Linked DNA regions of Homo sapiens: region 1 is linked to region 2. Evidence: read pairs that join two places in POLR2A ChIA-PET (ENCODE). Cell type or tissue: PC-9. All regions are shown on one strand.

Evidence for each region. Peaks named below come from ENCODE experiments on the same cell type or tissue, not always from the same donor. Only the 100,000 strongest peaks of a DNase experiment are listed, where the experiment ranks them.
Region 1: POLR2A ChIA-PET joins it to region 2 with 7 read pairs; 2 of 35 experiments call an interaction of 5 or more read pairs at or near these places.

Annotation. Positions count from the first base shown.
Region 1 is chr7:55,114,331-55,119,330 of GRCh38, reverse strand. All of the region lies in intron 1 of EGFR (epidermal growth factor receptor), which reads right to left. Among named protein-coding and RNA genes, the nearest start is that of EGFR-AS1, 72 kb to the left of the region's middle. In PC-9, no CTCF peak of the experiment used is centred here; no DNase peak of the experiment used is centred here; H3K27ac peaks cover 1,260 bases.
Region 2 is chr7:54,930,806-54,935,805 of GRCh38, reverse strand. It overlaps the pseudogene LOC643168. Among named protein-coding and RNA genes, the nearest start is that of EGFR, 86 kb to the left of the region's middle. In PC-9, no CTCF peak of the experiment used is centred here; a DNase peak (open chromatin) is centred at 2,425; H3K4me3 peaks cover 1,800 bases.

The sequences.
Region 1 (5,000 bases), 180 kb before region 2:
TGTCTTAAACCAGGAGAGTCTGACATCCAGTTCCAAGGCTGTAATCTCTCTCTGTTACACCTCATGGGAAAAGGGTTTGTAGGTCATGATAGACACTGTGTATGGAGAAATAGGTACTCAATTCATTAGGAGGGCACTCTCTCAAAAGGCCTGTAGTTATTGATCAAAAATTAATTTTATAGCTTTCACATTCTTCTCAGATCAGATGTATTAGAAAATTAAGGTCTTGATGATGCCTTCCTCTTCTTGCCAGGATAAATTGAATGGCACTTGAACTGTAAAATGAGCAGGGGAAAGAGCAGAGTTTTAGGCTTACTTGGTCCATTGTTCACTTCTATTCTTTTCTCCTTGACTTTGGAGGAAAGGTAGGATTTGTTAATAAAAATGTTTTTAAAATTTATTTTTAAAGTTAAACTAGCTTTCTAGTATGAGTTTTTTAAGTAAAATAACCAATTTTCCCACGAGTTTGCTACTGAGAAAACACTGAATGGGAAGATTTGGGGGAGCATTTCAGGCTGATGGGCTGACTTCTTATGTGTCACTTCACCCCTCCCTGTGCAGTCCTGGTTCCCGCCCGCCCTGGGACACTTCTCTGTGGATCTGTGAGATCACAGCTCCTTTGTCGGCCCCTGGAGCTGTCACCCATGGCTCTGAATGACTTAGTGACTTGTCATGTGCCAGTGGACATGACATTTCTGGAGGGCAGAAATGGTGTCTATCCAGCTAGCCACAGCCAGTGCCCAGTGGTGGCCTGACACATAGTGGACAGTTGACACGTGTTTGTTGAATGACTACCCCAAAGGTGGCAACCTTCCACACAGCCGGGGAGTGGGGGAGAAATGTGTTCAGAGGCTGGTCCACCTGCTTCTACCACTCTGGTCTTTGGGATGGTGCCTTCAGGTACCTACTGAGCCTATCTTACTCTAGTAATCTTTTAAAGTATTTGAGATTACCAGTGCTTCTCAAACTCCAATGGACATAGGAATTACCCAGGACTTTGCTAAAATGCAGATTCTGAGATTCTAGGAGGGCCTGACCATCTGCATCTCCAACATGCCTCAGGTGATGGTTGTGCCCGTGGTCCTGGAGAGGTGACATAGATTCAGAGCAGTGGTCACCTATTGCAACAGACTGTGTCCTCCAACAGGAGGTCCCCATTAATTTCAGAAGCACTGGCAAAATGCTCAAAAGGGTAATCTCCATCTAAGCATTTTATGAATAAAGGATTCATTAATGAAAAATTAACTTGTGCTGGGCACTTTAAAAACCACTAAAATGTCAAAGTGTAATTGTAACGCAATTCTAATTTATAGACACGCCGAGTCTGAGTGGTGTCAGGCCCTACTCTGGTCTGGATTCCCTTCCTTCTCCTTTTCTGGGGGCCCAGTTCTGCACAGGTGCATGTCTCAAACTAACTCCAGTCTTCCCAGCATCAGCACTGAAGTTCTAATTGCAAATTTTCAGTGTTTTGGCCTAGGAAATCTAGCCTTTTCAAACTTCTGAAGCCTCAAATATACACTTTACCAATGCTTTTCCGCAGCCCTGACTGTGTCATTCACCATGACTGCAGAATCACATACACATATGCAAACCCTCGGGAGACTTGGTCTTCCTTGCTCCTTCGTTGAGGGCACTCTGCACAGGGTCTATGGCGCAGAAGGGAATACCGCCTAGGACTTGATCGCAGCAGTATGCCCTGGTGGCTGCTTTGGGATTATTTTTTATAACAGAGATCTATTAAAGGGCCATGTTCCCTGGAGGAGTTCTCCCATCATTCCAGGTGGTTTCCTCCAGGGTTGCCCCAGCTCTGCTAGTATCAAATATCCTCCTAGGGCAGCAACCATGGCCAAGAGCCGTTCCTCTTTGACAAGCTGCCTCGTTTTCTGCAGCTTACCTATAACATGCTAATTGAATGTGGGAGTTACAGAGTGTGGGTCCCCCCCACCCCGGGAAATGCCCCTCCTTGTAGACTGCTATGTCTTTCATTGGGTACCATTATTTCTCATCTTTTCTTGCCTGCATTCAACAAACTTTTACCGATCTAAAAAGGTGGCAAGACAACTTTTACCCACATCTCTATTCCACTTTATAAACTATTTGAATAAAAAGATTAAATATATTTCCCTTCAAATTTGCTGAATAGTTAAGTAATTGATATGGAAGATGTATGTGGCAATCTTTGGGGGTTTACTGTGAGCAATTAGGAGATGTTTTCTACTGCTGGTGGTGTATAATTTGCTATAACTGCGCTGGAAAATGTTTTGGCAATATCTTTCAAAGCTACTAAAGCGACCAGTACCCTCTGACCCAGCAACGCCACTCTGAGGTACCCAACAGAAATGCAAACAAAAGTTCACCAGGGACACGTGGGACAATATTCATAAACTTGTAACTGCAAGAAAAGAGAAAGAACCCATATGTCCATTGGCGGTAGAATGGACGAACGCAGTGTGGTATTCTCCTATGATGGAACTGCCCAGTTATGGAATGCAAGAAATACAATTTTGCAGCACAGCATGGAAAAATATCAACACATAATGTTGAGTGAAAGAACCTGACCCAAAGGAGTACCTACTGGAGGATTCTATGTAAGCAAAATTCAACAGCAGGCAAAGCTGGCCCATCGTGCTGGCCTTAGGATGGTGGTAGCCCTGTCCCAGGAGGCAGCACGGGGTGCTTCTAGGGTGCTGGTATGGTCAGCTGTCCTGATCTGGGTGCCACTTACAAAGGGCTAATTGGTTTGTGATATTGGCCAAATTACACACCTTTGACTTGTGTGTGTGTGTGTGTGTGTATGTGTTTTTTTTGAATTTAGTTATACTTGAAAGTTTACTTGAAACATTTCTAGAAGGCTGCTCCCTCTGAGCAAAGCTGCCTGGGCAGCATCGAATTCCCAGTCAGGAACTCATGTTTTTAGAAGGGAGTTGTGGTGAGGCTCTTAGGAGTACATAAATGAGAGGTGCAAAAAGTGGGGTGCTTGGTGCAACTGGATTTCTTGTGGACAGCGGCCAGGGGTGGGATGTGCGCATTGCGTGGGCACAGGAATCTCAATAGCTGGCCCCAGAGCAGAAGCAGAGAAGGTGTGAAGGCCTGGACTCTTCTGAGCTTGAGGTCAGGGGATCTACTTGCACATTAGAGTTATTTAAATGAGGAAAATGCATGCCCTTTTTGAATCGATGTTGTCAAGCCTTTCTTTTCCTAGGAGAATCTTTCGATTCCCAGCATGGGGAAAGCATGTTTTCAGGTATTAAAATGAGTAAGGTTGTAACAGTTACCATGAATCCACATGTTGTGCCCCATTCTAAATCAAGTATGATGATAACAAACACTGTAACCCGTGCCTAGGAACACTTGTTTCAAACTTCAGACCCCTCTCCAGTTACATGGGAAGCATGGCTGTGGGCATGCATCTCTCTCCGCATAATCTGCGGTCGCTTAAAACTTAAAGTTATGGCAAACCATGTTGTCCTGATGATTATAGTTTCCTGATGTCACTCCCCATTCCAGTTCTGCAATCCCAGGGACATCCAGTCCAACTACCCAGCAAAGACACCTGCCTGCTACTGTATGACGGCATTGGCTGAGTTTGAGGAGGGCACACAGGAAGCTCCAGGTGCTATCTACAGCCTCTGCATAGGTAAGTCACTGGGTCCTGAGAGCAGACCGGGATATTTGCAGGGAGCTCATGGATGGGAATGTGAAGCTGAAATTTCACTATACCTTCAGGAAGGCTTCCAGGAACCCCTTGAGATTCAGAGAACTGCGAGTTACTCTCCCTTACTGCCATTGATTATAAAATCTATTTTTAAGAGAAGGAATAGCTAAAATCTTAGATGATAATAAATATAACTTCTTAAATCCAGTAGAGGACAATAAATATATGTTAAAACGAACTCATGAAAATAGCAGCCATTGACTGAATATTTAGTTTGTGTAGGCAATGTGCTTGGCGTTTTTACAATAATCCTGGCAGGTAAAATGAAATGTAAATAAACCTTATTCACAGGACTATAGTGAGGTTAAGAGATCATGCCTGTCTCACTTTTATAAACTATAAACTATGTGAGTGCCTGGCTCACTTTTCTGATACTTTTGTCTGAACAGAGTCTTGGTGATATTTTAACTTATGGTATTTTTTGAAGCCATACTAAATTCTCATGTGAATTTAAAGAATAATATAATGCCTGTAATCCCAGTGCATTGGGAGGCTGAGGCGGGCAGATCATGAGGTCAGGAGATCGAGACCATGGTGAAACCCCGTCTCTACTAAAAATACAAAAAATTAGCCCGGCGCGGTGGCGGGCACCTGTAGTCCCAGCTACTCAGGAGGCTGAGGCAGGAGAATGGTGTGAACCTGGGAGGCGGAGCTTGCAGTGAGCAGAGATCGCACCATTGCACTCCAGCCTGGGTGACAGGGCGAGACTCCATCTCAAAAAAAAAAAAAAAAAAAAGAATAATACAAATACAAGTTGCAGTGTTTCATTATTTCTACACAATGTCCTTCTCTCAAAAGCTGATATTTATACAGGCGGTAACAATATATTTAGAATTTTTTGTAATGCCAGAAAAATAACAAAACATAAACACATTGATTAATACTTTAAGTCCATTGGACATGGATACTATAGGAAAGAATGGATTCCCCAGTCATCTCAAAGCCAAAGGTTCCTTGTTATAAAAAGTTAGAAATACAGATTTTTTTAAAAATAGTATTTTTAAAAAGGTACTAAAAGTCCAATATTAAGAAACTTAAAAATTATTGTATACATAGATATAAAATTGAGTCCTCTAATAATTAAACATCATGTATTTTTAAATGTTTTAATTTATTTATTATTTATTTTAGAAACAGGGTCTCACTGTGTCACCTAGGCTGGAGTGCAATGGTGCAATTATAGCTCACTGCAGCCTTGAACTCCTGGGCTCAAGTGATCCTCCAGCCTCAGCTTCCTGAGTAGCTGGGACTACAGGCATGTGCCACTACACCTGGCTAATTTTTA
Region 2 (5,000 bases):
CTAATGGAATCTCTCTGATTAGCCAGAATTAATGTAAATGGAAGATTAGCCAAGTATTTATCTTTTCTGATCTGAGAAGCTTCAGTTCTTATTTTCCCAATAAATTCCCCCAATAAAACTCAATGACTTAATGGAATTAAATACACAGAAGCACCGATGTGGTTTAAAGGCAGCAGTCCATAACTGACTCAAAAGGTAAGGCGAACTGGCCGAAGATCAAGTTCATAAATTTTCCATCTAAGGCATACTCATCATCAGTGGATTGTGTCCTTATCTCATTTGCTAGTTCTTGGGCAAGGCCAACCTTCCCTAAAATAAAAAGGTTAATTTTATCTATATTGGTACTATCGTGATATAATCTTAAGCAGCCGTGATCCAACTGTAAAAGACTGCTAGCAAGTAACTGCTCCACTTTAATGTCTGTACAATTTTGGTCACTAAGACACGTTTCTTTAGTGGGATGATAAACAAATCCTATATGCTTAAGTAGAAGAGAGTCCCTATCAGGTGCAAGTTTCTGTAAAGCTTTATATCTAGGTTCTTCACTCAGAACTGTATGAATTTCACTCATTTTATCTGAACTAGGTGTTGCATTAAGATCTAAATCATAAAAAAGTTCAGAATGCTCAAAAAGCATTTCTTGAAACTTTTCTTTGGATTTTCAACTATTTATCACTGATGCCTACCATATGCCTCTTTGCTATCAGCCTCAGTGATATACTTGAAGGCTTCATCCTCCATAACAAAGCACATAACTTCCTCCCATGGCTGTCCAGGTGAAATGACTTGAATTTTTTCCAAAGTCTTTTTGAATTTTTCCTTCATTTCTACCCTCCTCTTCTCGGATATTGGATGTTGTACATGGTTCTGACAGACTTTTTCAGCTTCTAAAGTGCTCAGGAGGTCAAATGGAATCTGCCTGTCATTAATTTTGTCTATATGGTCAGTTTCATCCCAAGGTGTTTTTTCTAGCACCACAAAACATAACTGGAAATCTATTCTCTTTTCCATTAACTTCAAAGCTTCTGACCAATTCAAATGTTCAATCTCTTCTAGACTTGGCAAGAGTGTTAAAAACTCTTCTTGGTAAAGTATTTATATACTCTTCTCTCCTTTTTCTTATAGGTTCCTGTTTAAGTTGTTGTATATGTTTTGAGAATGTATTTCTGGCCTTTCTTGTTCCCTCTAAGTTGATGTATTCTTCATAATCAGGATGATTTTTTAAATTTATTACTAACAGTTTTCCAAGTTGCATGATAATCTCTCACGGTCTGCACAAGTTTTCAAACTTATCTGTTGCTGTGACAAGTTGTCTCTGTGTTTTATAAGCATCCAAATAGGGAATAATTTTAGGCTTGCTACGAGTTTTATCCAACATTTGTACCAGTGCAGTGAAACACGTTTCAATGTTGACATTAAATCCTGCTGATGTTTCCACTACAAGAAGCTTCTTTTTGTTTGAAGCAAATGCCTGAACTTCTCTAAGATAATGATCCACGCATTCATCACATTTAGTTGCCGCTATTATTACAGGTATTTTTGATTTTGATAACTGGACAAAAAGGTTATTCACAAATTTAAGTTGATCATCAAATTTCCTATTGCATCCCTGACTTACATCAATGCATAATAAAAATCCATCTACATTGAGCTTCCCTTCAGGCATTTGCTTCTGTTCAAAGTCTTGTTCTAAGCCTAGTTGATCAGTGCAAATGTACATTAGTTTTTCTGCTGACTGCAATCTAGATGCAGCTGCACGTTTTATATATGGTTGCAAATTCATACTCCGATGAGGCAAGAATGTCTGGTCATCAATGAACTGTTAAATGACATGAATTTTGCATTCTACTCCAACTTCACCATTTTGTGTTATGTCACCCCAGTAGTACAAAAAGTGATCACTGTTTACGACTCGTCCTCCAAAGTCAATGGTGCTAAGCACAGAAGTATGCTCTGGATAATATTTATCTGCTTTTGAGCGTGCAAATCTATTGCACAAACAAGACTTTCCAACTCCACAGTTACCTTTGTCTTTTTCAGTCCCAGAGAGTCCAACTACACTGATAGTATAGGATGGGGGACAAGGCTCTTTGTTTTTTGCCATCATAACTCTCTTCTCATGCCTCTACATTCATAAATGTAGATATGAAACCAGATATGCTTCTCATTCTGAAAATAAAATCATCTGAAAATACAGATCCCAAGTTTCAGAACTGTATTTGGTTCTTTGTATTTCCCTCATTTCTGTGCAGAAACATCTTCAAGATCATAGAGATCATTTTCCTAACAACGTCGGTCTCCTCTGTCTCCTCCTCAACCACAGCGGCCCTGGCTGTGGCTGCGGCAGCAACATTCCTGGGTAGCGCTCCCGCCGCCGCCTCCTCCTCCACTCTCTGCTCGCCTCTCCCCCGGCGCGCTCACCGAGCGGCGCGTCCCTTCAGGCACCTCCCTCCGCCCTCCCCGACACACACGCCCGGAAACCCTGAGCCCCACGGCCCCCGCAGCCTGCTCACCCACCCTCCCTCCCTCTCTGCCACCAGCTGCGGCCCCGTCCCTCCCCGCTCTCCCAGCGCCAGCCGCAGCGCCAGGCTCAGTAATGGCGGCCACCCGGGCTCCCTCGCGCTGACCTAAGTTAATTTTTAATGTACAATTAAAGTATTATTGACTATAGTCACCCTGTTGAGCTATCAAATTCTGTCTTATTCATTCTAATTATATATATATGTATGTATGTATGTATGTATGTATGTATGTATGTATGTATGTATGTATATGTATGTTTTGTACCTATTAACCATCCTCACTTCCCTCCTTCACCCCCCCACTACCCTTCCTAGCCTCTGGTAATCATCCTTCTACTCTCTATCTGCATGAGTTCAATTGCTTTGATATTTAGCACCCACAAATAAATGAGAACATGCGAAATTTGACTTTCCAAGTCTGACTTATTTCACCTAACATAATGACCTCCAGTTCCACCTATGCCGTTGTAAATGACAAGATCTCATTCTTTTTATGTCTGCATAGTACCCCATTGCGTATATGTACCATATTTTCTTTATCCATTTGTCTGTTGATGGACACTTAGGTTGCTTTCAAATCTCAGCTATTGTGAACAGTGCTGCAATGAACACGGAAGTGCAGATATCTCTTCCATACACTGATTTCCTTTCTTTTGGGTATATACCAAGCAGTGAGATTGCTGGGTTATATGGTGGCTCTATTTTGAGTATTTTGAGGAACCTCCAAACTGTTCTCCACAGTGACTGTAATAATTTACATTCTCATCAACAGTGTATGAGGATTCCCTTTTTCCACATCCTCATGAGCATTTGTTATTGCCCATCTTTTGGATTAAAGCCATTTTAACTGGAGTGAGATGATATCTCATTGTGGTTTTGATTTGCATTTCTCTGTTGATCAATGATGTTCATCTCCTTTTCATGTGCCTGCTTCCATTTACATGTCTTCTTTTAAGGAATATCTGTTCAGATCTTTTGCCTATTTTTAAATCAGATTATTATTTTTTCCCTATGGGGTTGTTTGAGCTCCTTATATATTCTGGTTATAAACTCCTTGTCAGATGGGTAGTTTGCAAATATTTCCTCCCCTTCCGTGGGTTGTCTCTTCACTTTATTGACATTTCCTTTGCTGTGCAGAAGCTTTTAAACTTGATGTGATCCCATCTGTTCATTTTCGCTTTAGTTGTCTGTGCTTGTAGGATATTACTCAAGAAATTTTTGCCCAGGCCAATATCCTGGAGAATTTCTTCAATGTTTTCTTGAAGTAATTTCATAGTTTGAGGTCTTAGATTGAAGTCTTTCATCCATTTTGATTTGATTTTTTTGTATATGGTTAGAGATATGAGTCAAGTTTCATTCTTCTGCATTTGGATATCCAGTTTTCCCAGCACCATGTATTGAAGAGACTGTCCTTTCCCCATTGTATGTTCTTGGCACCGTTGTCAAAAATGAGTTCACTTGAGATGTGTGGATTTGTTTCTGGGTTATCTGTTCTGTTCCATTGATTCATGCTTCTGTTTTTATTCCAGTACCATGCTGTTTTGGTTACTGTAGCTTTGTAGTATAATTTGAAGTCAGGTGATGTGATTCCTCCAGTTTTCCTCTTTTTGCTTTGGCTATTCTGGATGTTTTGTGGTTCTATGTAAATTTTAAGATTGCTCTATTTCTGTGAAGAATGTCTGGTATTTTTATAGGGATGGCATTGAATTTGTAGATTGCTTTGAGTAGTATAGACATTTTAACAATGTTGATTCTTCCAATCCATGAACGTGAAATACTTTTACACTTTTTTGTGTCCTCTTCAATTTCTTTCATCAGTATTTTATAGTTTCATTGTAGAAATCTTTCACTTCTTTTTGATTCCTAGGTATTTAATTTTATTTGTGGTTATTGTAAATGGAGTTACTTTTTTGATTTCTTTTCCAGAATGTTCACTTTTGGAATATAGAAATGCTACTGATTTTTGCATGTTAATTTCTGTGGTATCAGTTCTAATGTCTTTTTTTTTTTCCAACTCTGCAACTTTTCTGAATTTGTTTATCAGTTCTATACTTTCTTTGGAGTCTTTGCAGATGATATCAGCTCATATCATCTGCAAACTAGGATAATTTGACTTCTTCCTTTCCAATTTGGATGCCCTTTATGTCCTTCTCTTGTCTGATTGCTCTAGCTAGCACTTCCAGTACTATGTTGGATAACAGTGGTGAAAGTGGCATTGCTGTTGTGTTCCAGATCTTAAAGGAAAGGCTTTCAGTTTTTCCTCATTCAGTGTGATACTAGCTGTGGGTCTGTCATATATGTCTTTCATTATGTTAAGGTATGTTCCTTCTATGCCTGTTTTTTAAGGATTTTTATCATGAAAGGGTGTTGAATTTTGTCAATTGCAGCACCAATTAAAATGATCACATGGTTTTTGTCCTTCATTCTATTGATATGATGTACGACATTGATTTATTTGCATATGTTAAAGTGGTCTTA